Regions from separate parts of the Homo sapiens genome. Here region 2 is linked to region 1. Evidence: read pairs that join two places in POLR2A ChIA-PET (ENCODE). Cell type or tissue: A673. All regions are shown on one strand. Region 1 overlaps RBX1 (ring-box 1). Region 2 overlaps TEF (TEF transcription factor, PAR bZIP family member).

The links. Peaks named below come from ENCODE experiments on the same cell type or tissue, not always from the same donor. Only the 100,000 strongest peaks of a DNase experiment are listed, where the experiment ranks them.
Region 2: POLR2A ChIA-PET joins it to region 1 with 6 read pairs; 15 of 35 experiments call an interaction of 5 or more read pairs at or near these places.

The regions. Positions count from the first base shown.
Region 1 is chr22:40,957,895-40,962,894 of GRCh38, forward strand. The region is part of intron 2 of RBX1 (ring-box 1); the gene reads left to right. Among named protein-coding and RNA genes, the nearest start is that of RBX1, 9.0 kb to the left of the region's middle. In A673, no CTCF peak of the experiment used is centred here; no DNase peak of the experiment used is centred here.
Region 2 is chr22:41,391,247-41,396,246 of GRCh38, forward strand. It overlaps TEF (TEF transcription factor, PAR bZIP family member), which reads left to right. Exons shown (of 4, transcript NM_003216.4): 3 at 2,850-3,070; 4 at 4,499-5,000. The coding sequence ends at 4,714. Among named protein-coding and RNA genes, the nearest start is that of TEF, 12 kb to the left of the region's middle. In A673, no CTCF peak of the experiment used is centred here; a DNase peak (open chromatin) is centred at 2,165; H3K27ac peaks cover 2,173 bases.

The DNA.
Region 1 (5,000 bases):
GCTTACTGCAGTCTCCACCTTCTGGGTTCAAACAATTCTCCTGCCTCAGCTTCCCGAGTAGCTGGGATTACAGGTACCCGCCACCACACCTGGCTAATTTTTTGTATTTTTAGTAGAAATGGGGTTTCACTATGTTGGCCAGGCTGGTCTCGAGCTCCTGACCTCATGATCACCCATCTCGGCCCCCAAAGTGCTGGGATTACAGGTGTGAGCCACCGCATCTAGCTGCTAATTTTTTAATTTTTTGTAGAGATTGGGTCTTGCTGTGTTGTCCAGGCTTGTCTTGAACTCCTGGACTCAAGCAATCCTCCTGCCTTGCCCTTCCAAAACACTGAGCTTACAGGTGTGAGCCACTGCCCCTGGCCACACACTTTTATTATAGACACTGAGGAGAAGTCTGAGTGCCATAACTTAAAAAAAAAAAAAGGATTTATATGGGAAAAGAACTTAGCAAGTAAAGAAAAAAATGGATTTATCATTTTTATAAAGACAATTTTTGTTAAAGATGAAAGTAAGAATCTAGATTTAGCAACGGTTGTATTTTAATAAATCTTGTCTGACCTTAAATGAGTAATTATATACATAGCTCTAAGTAAATAAGAATGATTATGGCTGTGCCCTAGTCGGATTCTGAAGACTTCCTCTTTTAAGTCCATATTGATTCTGCATGCCCTCCTGTACCTTTGTATTTATTTTATTTTACACTGTCTCCTTCCTTGGTTGTATTAAGGAGTTGCTGAAAAATCAAATATGTGAGGTTTTATTTTCTCTATTACCTCTGGTAATCTTATTCCTGATGATGGGGAATCTTCATCATCTTAGACCCAGCCTTGGCCCAGAAGATGTTAGCATCTACCTAAAACTACAGATCCATCAGTATTTTGGTTTGGTTTGGTTTGGTTTGGTTTGGTTTGGTTTGGTTTGGTTTGGTTTGTTTGAGACAGAGTCTTGCTCTGTTGCCTCGGCTGGAGTGCAGTGGCATGATCTCGGTGCACTGCAACCTCTGCCTCCCAGGTTCAAGCTATTCTCCTGCCTCAGCCTCCTGAGCAGCTGAGACTGCAGGTATGCACCAGCATGCCCAGCTAATTTTTGTATTTTTAGTAGAAACAGGGTTTCACCATGTTGGCCAGTCTGGTCTCTTTAACTCCTGACCTCGAGTGATCCACCCGGCTCGGCCTCCCAAAGTGCTGGGATTACAGGCGTGAGCCACCACGCCCGGCCCCGTCAGTGTTTTGAAAGTGTAATCTGTCTACTCTTGAGATGAAGCCATTGCTTCCTTAACAGTTCTTTGGTGGTACAGCGTTTTTATCAAAGCTTAAAGGTCCCCAAGCTTTATAAATCACATGATAGGCTTCTGCCTTGGCAGGGGTGTGACATGAACCCGTTATGTGCCACTGTCAACCTGTTCTGGGTTGACAGTGAACAGTTCCTGCCCGTTTAAACTAACTGGACTCAACCCCTGTACTTACTCTCTGCAACAAAAGCTGGAAAACTTTTGTATTGAGCACATTTTACACTAATATTTAATCATTTTCCCTGCTATATCCCTTCTTATTTGGTACTCTAGATTGCAGTAATATCCCTCCTATACATTTTTGTTCTTTGTTAGGAATTTTGTAGTAAAGAATGAATCTGGCCGGGCTCGGTGGCTCACGCCTATAATCCCAGTACTTTGGGAGGCCAGGACGCGTGGATCGTGTGAGGCCAGAAGTGCAAGACCAGCCTGGGCAACGTGGGGAAACCCCATCTCTACTAAAAATACAAAAAATAGCCAGGCATGGTGGCGCATGCCTGTAGTCCCAGCTACTTGGGAGGCTGAGGCGGGAGAATCACTTGAACCTGGGAGACAGAGGTTGCAGTGAGCCAAGATTGCACCAGTGCCCTCCGGCCTGGGGGGACAAAGCTAGACTCTGTCTAAAAGAAAAAAAGGAATGAATCTTGGTCGGATGCAGTGGCTCACGCCTGTAATCTCAGCACCATGGGAGGCCGAGGCAGGCAGATCACTTGAGGTCAGGAGTTAAAGACCAGCCTGGCCAACATGGTGAAACCCCGTCTCTACTAAAAATACAAAAAATTAGCTTGGTATGGTAGTGCACACCTGTAATCCCTGCTACTTGGGAGGCTGAGGTGAGAGAATAGCTGGAACCCGGGAGGTGGAGGTTGCAGTGTGGAGATTGTGCCACTGCCCTTCAGCCTGGGCAACAGAGCGAGACTGTCTAAAAAAAAAAGAATGAATCTGTATTTGTCCCGTATTTCTTCTATTTATAGAAATAGTTTTTGTTTGCTTGTTCAAGTACCAAGAGCCTAATTTGCACTTGGCATAGAAAGACCAGGTCCCTGCTCTGTGGGAGCTTTGAGTTGAGGGGGAAGGAGGGAGGTCAGGTATGTAAAGAGATACTCATAATTGATGTGTTAAGAGTGCCTGAAGGAGAGGAAAATGACTCAGGGTGGAAGAGTCAGGAAAAGCTTCAGTCAAGAAGTAGGGATTTAAGCTGGGTCTTGAAGGGTGGGGAGGACTTGAGAGTGATAGGAGGAGGAGCATGTTCCAGGTATGGCAGGGACGAAGGAAAGGACTCTACCGTGAAGGGAGCCTGAAGGGTTCTTTAGGTTAGTAGTGCCATGGCCACAGTCAAAAGAAAGACCCAGATCAAATTTAAACACGATAATGTACCTTGAAACAGTTTTGATTTTCACTTTAATAATTGTGGCTCTTATTTAGCTAATTTTATAATACATAGTCTTCCTCTAAGTTAGAGGATCCAGCTTAAAGGACATCATATTTACTTTTCTCTGCCATTCTTTTAATTATAGTAGTGTATTCCAGTTTCAATAAGTTCTTAAATACACTGCATAGACCCTAGATCCCTTTTTTGTTTGTTTTTAAGATGGAGTCTCGCTCTTTCACCCAGGGTAGAGTGCAGTGGCGCGATCCCAGCTCACTGCAACCTCTGCCTGCCAGGTTCCAGCGATTCTCCTGCCTCAGCCTCTCTAGTAGCTGGGATTATAGGCATGCGCCACCCACCACACCCGGTTAATTGTTTGTATTTTTAGAAGAGACAGAGTTTCGCCATGTTGGCCAGGCTGGTCTCGAACTCCTGACCTCAGATGATCTGCCTGCCTCGACTTCCCAAAGTGCTGGGATTACAGACATGAGCCACCACGCCCGGCCGAGCCACCGTGCCTGGCCTTTTTTTTTTTTTTTTTTTTTTTGATAACAAGGTTTTGCTCTGTCACCTAGGCTGGAGTGCAGTGGTACGATCATGGTGCACTGCAGCCTCAACCGCCTGTGCTCAAGCCATTCTCCTGCCTCAGCCTCCTTAGTAGCTGGGACCACAGGCATGTGCTACCACAACTGGCTAATTTTTTTATTTCTAGAGATGAGATGTTGCTGTGTTGCCCAGCCTGGTCTTGAATTCGTGGGCTAAAGTGATCCTGCTGCCTTGGCCTCCCAAAGTGCTGGGATTACAGGTGTGAGCGACTGTGCCTGACCCAATTCTTTATTTTTATTTTATTTTATTATTTTTATTTTTATTTTTTGAGACAGAGTCTCGCTCTGTTACCCAGGCTGGAGCGCAGTGGTGCGATCTTGGCTCACTGCAAGCTCCGCCTCCCGGGTTCACACCATTCTCCTGCCTCAGCCTCCTGAGTAGCTGGGACTACAGGTGCCCGCCACCACGCCTGGCTAATTTTTAAATATTTTTAGTAGAAACCATGTTAGCCAGGATGGGCTCGATCTCCTGACCTCGTGACCCACCCGCCTCAGCCTCCCAAAACGCTGGGATTATAGGCGTGAGCCACCGGGCCTGGCCCCAATTCTTTATTTTTATCAGTTGGCAAACCAAGTTACTCTGTAGTGTGAATCTGGCTAGCAAAAGTAAGTGCTTTGCTTTCTCTGTGTGTGTGTGTGTGTGTGTCAGCCTTACTCTGTCACCCAGGCTGGAATGCAGTGGTGTGATCTCGGCTCACTGCAGCCTCTGCCTCCTGGGTTCAAGTGATTCTCCTGCCTCAGCCTCCTGAGTAGCTGGGATTACAGATATCCACCACCATGCCTGGCTAATTTTTGCCTTCTTAGTAGAGAGGGGGTTTTGCCATGTTTGCCAGGCTGGTCTCGAACCCTGACATCAAGTGATCCGTCACCCTCGTCCTTCCAAAGCATTGGGATTGCAGGCGTGAGCCACTACTCCCAGCCTTTTATGGTTTGTTTGTTTGTTTGTTTGTTTTTTGAGACAGAGTCTTGCTCTTTTGCCCAGGCTGGAGTACAGTGGTGTGCAACTTCGGCTCACTGCAACCTCTGCCCCTTGGGTTCAAGCAATTCTCCTACCTCAGCCTCCCAAGTAACTGGGATTGCAGACATGTACCACCATGCACCACTAACTTTTGTATTTTTAGTAGAGATTGGGTTTTGCCGTGTTGGTCAGGCTGGTCTCGAATTCCTGACTTCAGCCTCTCATAGTGCTGGCATTACAGGTGTGAGCCAACATGCCCGGCCCACTTTCCACATTTTCGAAGAGTGAAAAGAAAAAGGTATTATCATGGTATCTCTTCCCCTAAAACCACACATGCCCATTAACATCTAGTTTTGTTTTTTTTAATAGTTTTACTTTTTTTTTTTTTTTTTTGAGACAGAGTCTCACTGTGTCACCCAGGCTGGAGTGCAGTGGCGCAGTCTTGGCTCACTGCAACCTCTGCCTCCCGGATTCAAGCAATTCTTCTGCCTCAGCCTCCTGAATAGCTGGGACTACAGGCGCCCACCACCACACACACCTGGCTAATTTTTATTTATTTTTTTATTTTTATTTTTATTTATTTATTTTTTGAGACGGAGTCTTGCACTGTCGCCCAGGCTCCAGTGCAGTGATGCAATCTTGGCTCACTGCAAGCTCCGCCTCCTGGGTTCAAGCAATTCTCCTGCCTCAGCCTCCTGAGTAGCTGGGACTACAGGCACCCGCCACCACGCCCAGCTAATTTTTTTTTTTTTTTTTTAGTAGAGACGGTGTTTC
Region 2 (5,000 bases), 430 kb after region 1:
AGCAGCACCATTGACATTTAGACCAGATGATTTTTTGTTGGGGTTGGAGGCGTGACTGACCTATGCATTGCAGGATCTTCTTTTCTTTTTTTTTTTTTTAAGACAGTCTTATTCTGTCACCCAGGCTGGAGTGCAGTGGTGTGATCTCAGCTCGCTGCGACCTCTGCCTCCCGGGTTCAAGCGAGTCTCCTGCCTCAGCCCCCTGAGTAGCTGGGATAACAGGCACGGCCGGCTACTTTTTGTATTTTTAGTAGAGACGGGGTTTCATCGTATTGGTCAGGCTGGTCTCGAACTCCTGACCTCAGGTGATCCACCCACCTCAGCCTCTCAAAGTGCCGGGATTACAGGCATGAGCCACCACACCAGGCCGGCATCTGACTTTTTTTTTTTTTTTTGAGAGGGAGTCTCACTCTGTCGCCAGGCTGGAGTGCAGTGGCACCATCTTGGCTCACTGCAATCTCTGCCTACTGGGTTTAAGCAATTCTCCTGCCTCAGTCTCCTGAGTAGCTGGGACTACAGGCGCATGCCATCACGCCCAGCTAATTTTCGTATTTTTAGTAGAGACGGGGTTTCACCATGTTGGCCAGGATGGTCTCGATCTCTTGACCTCGTGATCCACACGCCTCGGCCTCCCAGAGTGCTGAGATTACAGGTGTGCACCACCACGCCTGGCCCATCTGACATTTTTATATATCGTTTGTATTTATCTTGTGTAATGCAGCTTTCCCCACTAGAATAACATTTCATGCAGGCAGGGATTTTTAGCTGTTTGTTAACTGTTTTGTCTTTGCCAGGACAGAACCTGGCATATAACAGGTATTCAATAAGTATCTGTTGACTGAATAATTATTTTGTATACTCCTATCAGTAGCATTGAATGAGCTGGCCAAAGGTATAGTTTTTCTTAATATAACTCTTATCTCTAATAACACACAACCTTAGAATTCTAGAGGTGGTTTTAACCCAATCGGTGTCCACTATTAAATGGCAGCCAGGTGGGGCAGGGAAGAACAAGGAATCAGCCAGCCAGACTAAGTTTCAAATTTTAGTTCAATTGCTTATCATCTGTGTGACTCTGGGAAAACCATTTTATTTCTCTGAGCGTTAGTTTCTTCATCTGTAAACTAGTTGTCATAAGACTAAATGGGGCCGGGCGCAGTGGCTCACACCTGTAATCCCAGCACTTTGGGAGGCCGAGGCAGGTGGATCACCAAGTCAGGAGATTGAGACCATCCTGGCCAACATAGTGAAACCCCGTCTCTACTAAAAATACAAAAATTAGCCGAGCATGGTAGTGGGCGCCAGTAGTCCCAGCTACTTGGGAGGCTGAGGCAGGAGAATAGCTTGAACCCAGGAGGTCAAGGTTGCAGTGAGCTGAGATCACGCCACTACACTCCACCCTGGGAAACAGAGTGAGACTCTTCAAAAAAAAAAAAAAAAAAAAAAAAGACTAAGTGACTAGATGGCACAGTAACAGACATGTCTCAGGGACTCAAAAGTGGAACCCGGGCTGGACGTGGTGGCTCACACCTGTAATCCCAGCATTTTGGGAGGCCGAGGCGGGTGGATCACTTGAGCTCAGCAGTTCAAGACCAGCCTGGCCAACATGGTGAAACCCTGTCTCTACTAAAAATACAAAAACTAGCCAGGCGTGGTGGCTTATGCCTGTTGTCTCCACTACTCGGGAGGCTGAGTCGGGAATCGGTTGAACCCGGGAAGTGGAGGCTGCAGTGAGCCAAGATTGCACCAGTGCACTCTACCCTGAGTGACAGAGCAAGACTCAGTCTCAAAAGAAAAAGAAAAGTGGAGCCTGGCCAGGTGCAGTGGCTCACACCTGTAATCCCAGCACTTTCAGAGGCTGAAGCAGGAAGATCACTTGAGCCTAGGAGTTTGAGACCAGCCCTGGCAACATAATGAAACCCTGTCTCTAAAAAATAAAAAAAAATTAGCCAGGCGTGTTGGTGTGCATCCGCGGTCCCAGCTACTCAGGAGGCTGAGGCAAGAGGATCACTCCAGCCCAGAAGGTCGAGGGTGCAGTGAGCCATGATCATACCACTATACTCCAGCCTAGGTGACAGAGCAAGACCCTGTCTCAAAAAAAAAAAAAAAAAATTGGAACCCATTTCCATTCTTCAGTCTGTGTCTGCCTGGAGAGACACAGCTGTTTCTCATTACTGGAGATCTTGAAATCACAGGAAGTTAAGGGAATATAAAAATTTAATGTTTTAGGCTGGGCGCAGTGGCTCATGCCTGTAATCCCAGCACTTTGGGAGGCCAAGGCAGGCGGATCACAAGGTCAGGAGATCAAGACCATCCTGGCTAACACAGTAAAACCTCATCTCTACTAAAAATACAAAAAAATTAGCCAGGCTTGGTGGCGGGCACCTGCGGTGGCAGGCGCCTGTAGTCCCAGCTACTCAGGAGGCTGAGGCAGGAGAGTGGCATGAACCCGGGAGGCGGAGCTTGCAATGAGCCGAGATTGCGCCACTGCACTCCAGCCTGGGCGACAGAGCAAGACTCCCATCTCAAAAAAAAAAAAAAAAAAAAATTAATGTTTTGCTTAACATTTCTGGAGGGGGTGGAAACAATTGGAAAACCCTGTCTTTTTCTAGGGCTTCTGTTTCCTTTTGAGCATTCTGTTCCTGAAGGAAAGAATTCTTTGAATGTTTGTGTTGTGGAATTGAACCGTGTGCCAGTCTGGCTTAGGGGCTGGTACTGTTGGGGTTTTCTTCTCCCCAGGCGGCAGTGGCTTATGCAGCCTTGAGGTTCAACCAGGTGTCTGGGTGTGTGGCGTGGGTCTTCTCTGTCCAGTGGGCTGCTTCGGGACCACCTGTCTCTGTGTCTTTTAGAATCTTCCCTGGAGAAGGAGAGGGAGACTCCCAGTCCCATCGACCCCAATTGTGTGGAAGTGGATGTGAACTTCAATCCGGACCCCGCCGACCTGGTGCTCTCCAGTGTGCCAGGCGGGGAGCTCTTCAACCCTCGGAAGCACAAGTTTGCTGAGGAGGACCTGAAGCCCCAGCCTATGATCAAAAAGGCCAAGAAGGTCTTTGTCCCCGACGAGCAGAAGGTAACCTGGTATTCCTTATAAATAAAGATGCAGCGTTGGTTCAAGGGCCTAGGGGATATGGCTCCTCGCATTTGATTTTATCTGGAGAGCCTTCCCTCCTTGTGACACCATTTGGAAAGACATGAGTTTAGTGCTTAAAGCCATATCCTTCAGCAGTTTGGTAGAAAGAAAGGGAGTCATGTGGCATTTGGCCCCAGTGTGACTCCCTGTAGTTTCTCTCCTTCCCCGGGCCATCGGCTGTGTTGATGTTCCTGCCTCCCTGGCTGTAGCCCAGCCACTGGGCAAGAGCTCACTAGGCCACAGGAACTGGGGTTGAAAAAGTCCTTGCTTTGAAGGACAAAGGGTTTCTTGTATGTTGCCATCCCCAGGGATGAGCAAGCAGCTTTCAAGCTGGTGGTGCTGTTAGGAACTGGTGGGAAGAGAGAATTTTGCAGTTTTCCATCCTTTCCTATGAAAAACTTACAGCAAGGATTTTTCATCCAAATCTTTGGAGTCAGGCACACCTGGGTCCAAACTCCATGTTGCCACTTGTGGCCTAGCTGTGCCTCAAGTTCCTCATCTGTAAAACGGGAGCAACTGAACCTCCCTCCCGGGGAGGTTTGTGAGACTTTAATAATGATGTGATGATCATGGTGAATATTTAGATGGTACTCACTGTAGGCCAGGCACTGATTTTTGTTTTGTTTGTTTTTGTTTTGTTTTGTTTTTGAGACAGAGTCTCACTTTGTCACCCAGGCTGGAGTGCAGTGGCGTGATCTCGGCTCACTGCAACTTCCGCCTCCCAGGTTCAACCGATTCTTGTGCCTCACCCTCCTGAGTAGCTGAGATTACAGATGTGCACCACCACGCCGGCTAATTTTTGTATTCTTAGTAGAGATGGGGTTTCATCATATTGGCCAGGCTGGTCTTAAACTCCTCACCTCAAGTGATCCACCTGCCTCAGCCTCCCAAAATGCTGGGATTACAGGTGTGAGCCACCATGCCTGGCCTGTTATTTCTCAGTGTAAAGATAAGGGACCTGTGATATTGAGGGGTTAAAGTACTTGCACAGTTTCACTGCTAGTAATCTTGGAGAGCCAAGATCTGAACTCGGGGATCTAGGCCCTTACCCACAACCAACATGCCTAAGTAAGGCAAGGGTGTGGACAGTGCAATGCTTTGTGCTGGAGCAGCAGGTACCAGGCCTCCAGGAGATGAGTCTCCTTCTCTTCACCATGTAACGTACCAAATAACTTTTGTTTCTCGTCCTGCCCCCGAGGAAAGGGCAGTGCCCTCAATGTGCCCTGGTTTGTGCTGCTCCCTCCCTGGTATCCCTGCTTTAGCTCTGGCCACACCAGATGAGTTAGGGGAATCCAGGTGGTGGGAGTGGAAAAATTGGGTTCTCTCGTGGGGAAAGACGAGAGACTCACAGAGGGCACTTCCCCACAGGATGAAAAGTACTGGACAAGACGCAAGAAGAACAACGTGGCAGCTAAACGGTCACGGGATGCCCGGCGCCTGAAAGAGAATCAGATCACCATCCGGGCAGCCTTCCTGGAGAAGGAGAACACAGCCCTGCGGACGGAGGTGGCCGAGCTACGCAAGGAGGTGGGCAAGTGCAAGACCATCGTGTCCAAGTATGAGACCAAATACGGGCCCTTGTAACCCGTGCCCCCCGCCCGGGCGGGGTACTGCCTGCACCTCAGACCTCTGCCTGGGGGCTCCCTGTAACCCCTCACACGCGTGGAGACTTATGACTCGTCGTGGGCGCATGGCGGCGCACCTGCTGCAGGAGCGGCCACGTCTCAGCTTCATTATACCATGGCCTGCGCACGTGGCGACGTCCCTGAGGGGCCAGTCTCCTCACTGGTGGGGAACGCAAGAGAATCTGCGTAGATGGGTGACTCAGCCTTAGTTTCTATTCTTGGATGTCCCAGTTGAATCAGAAGGG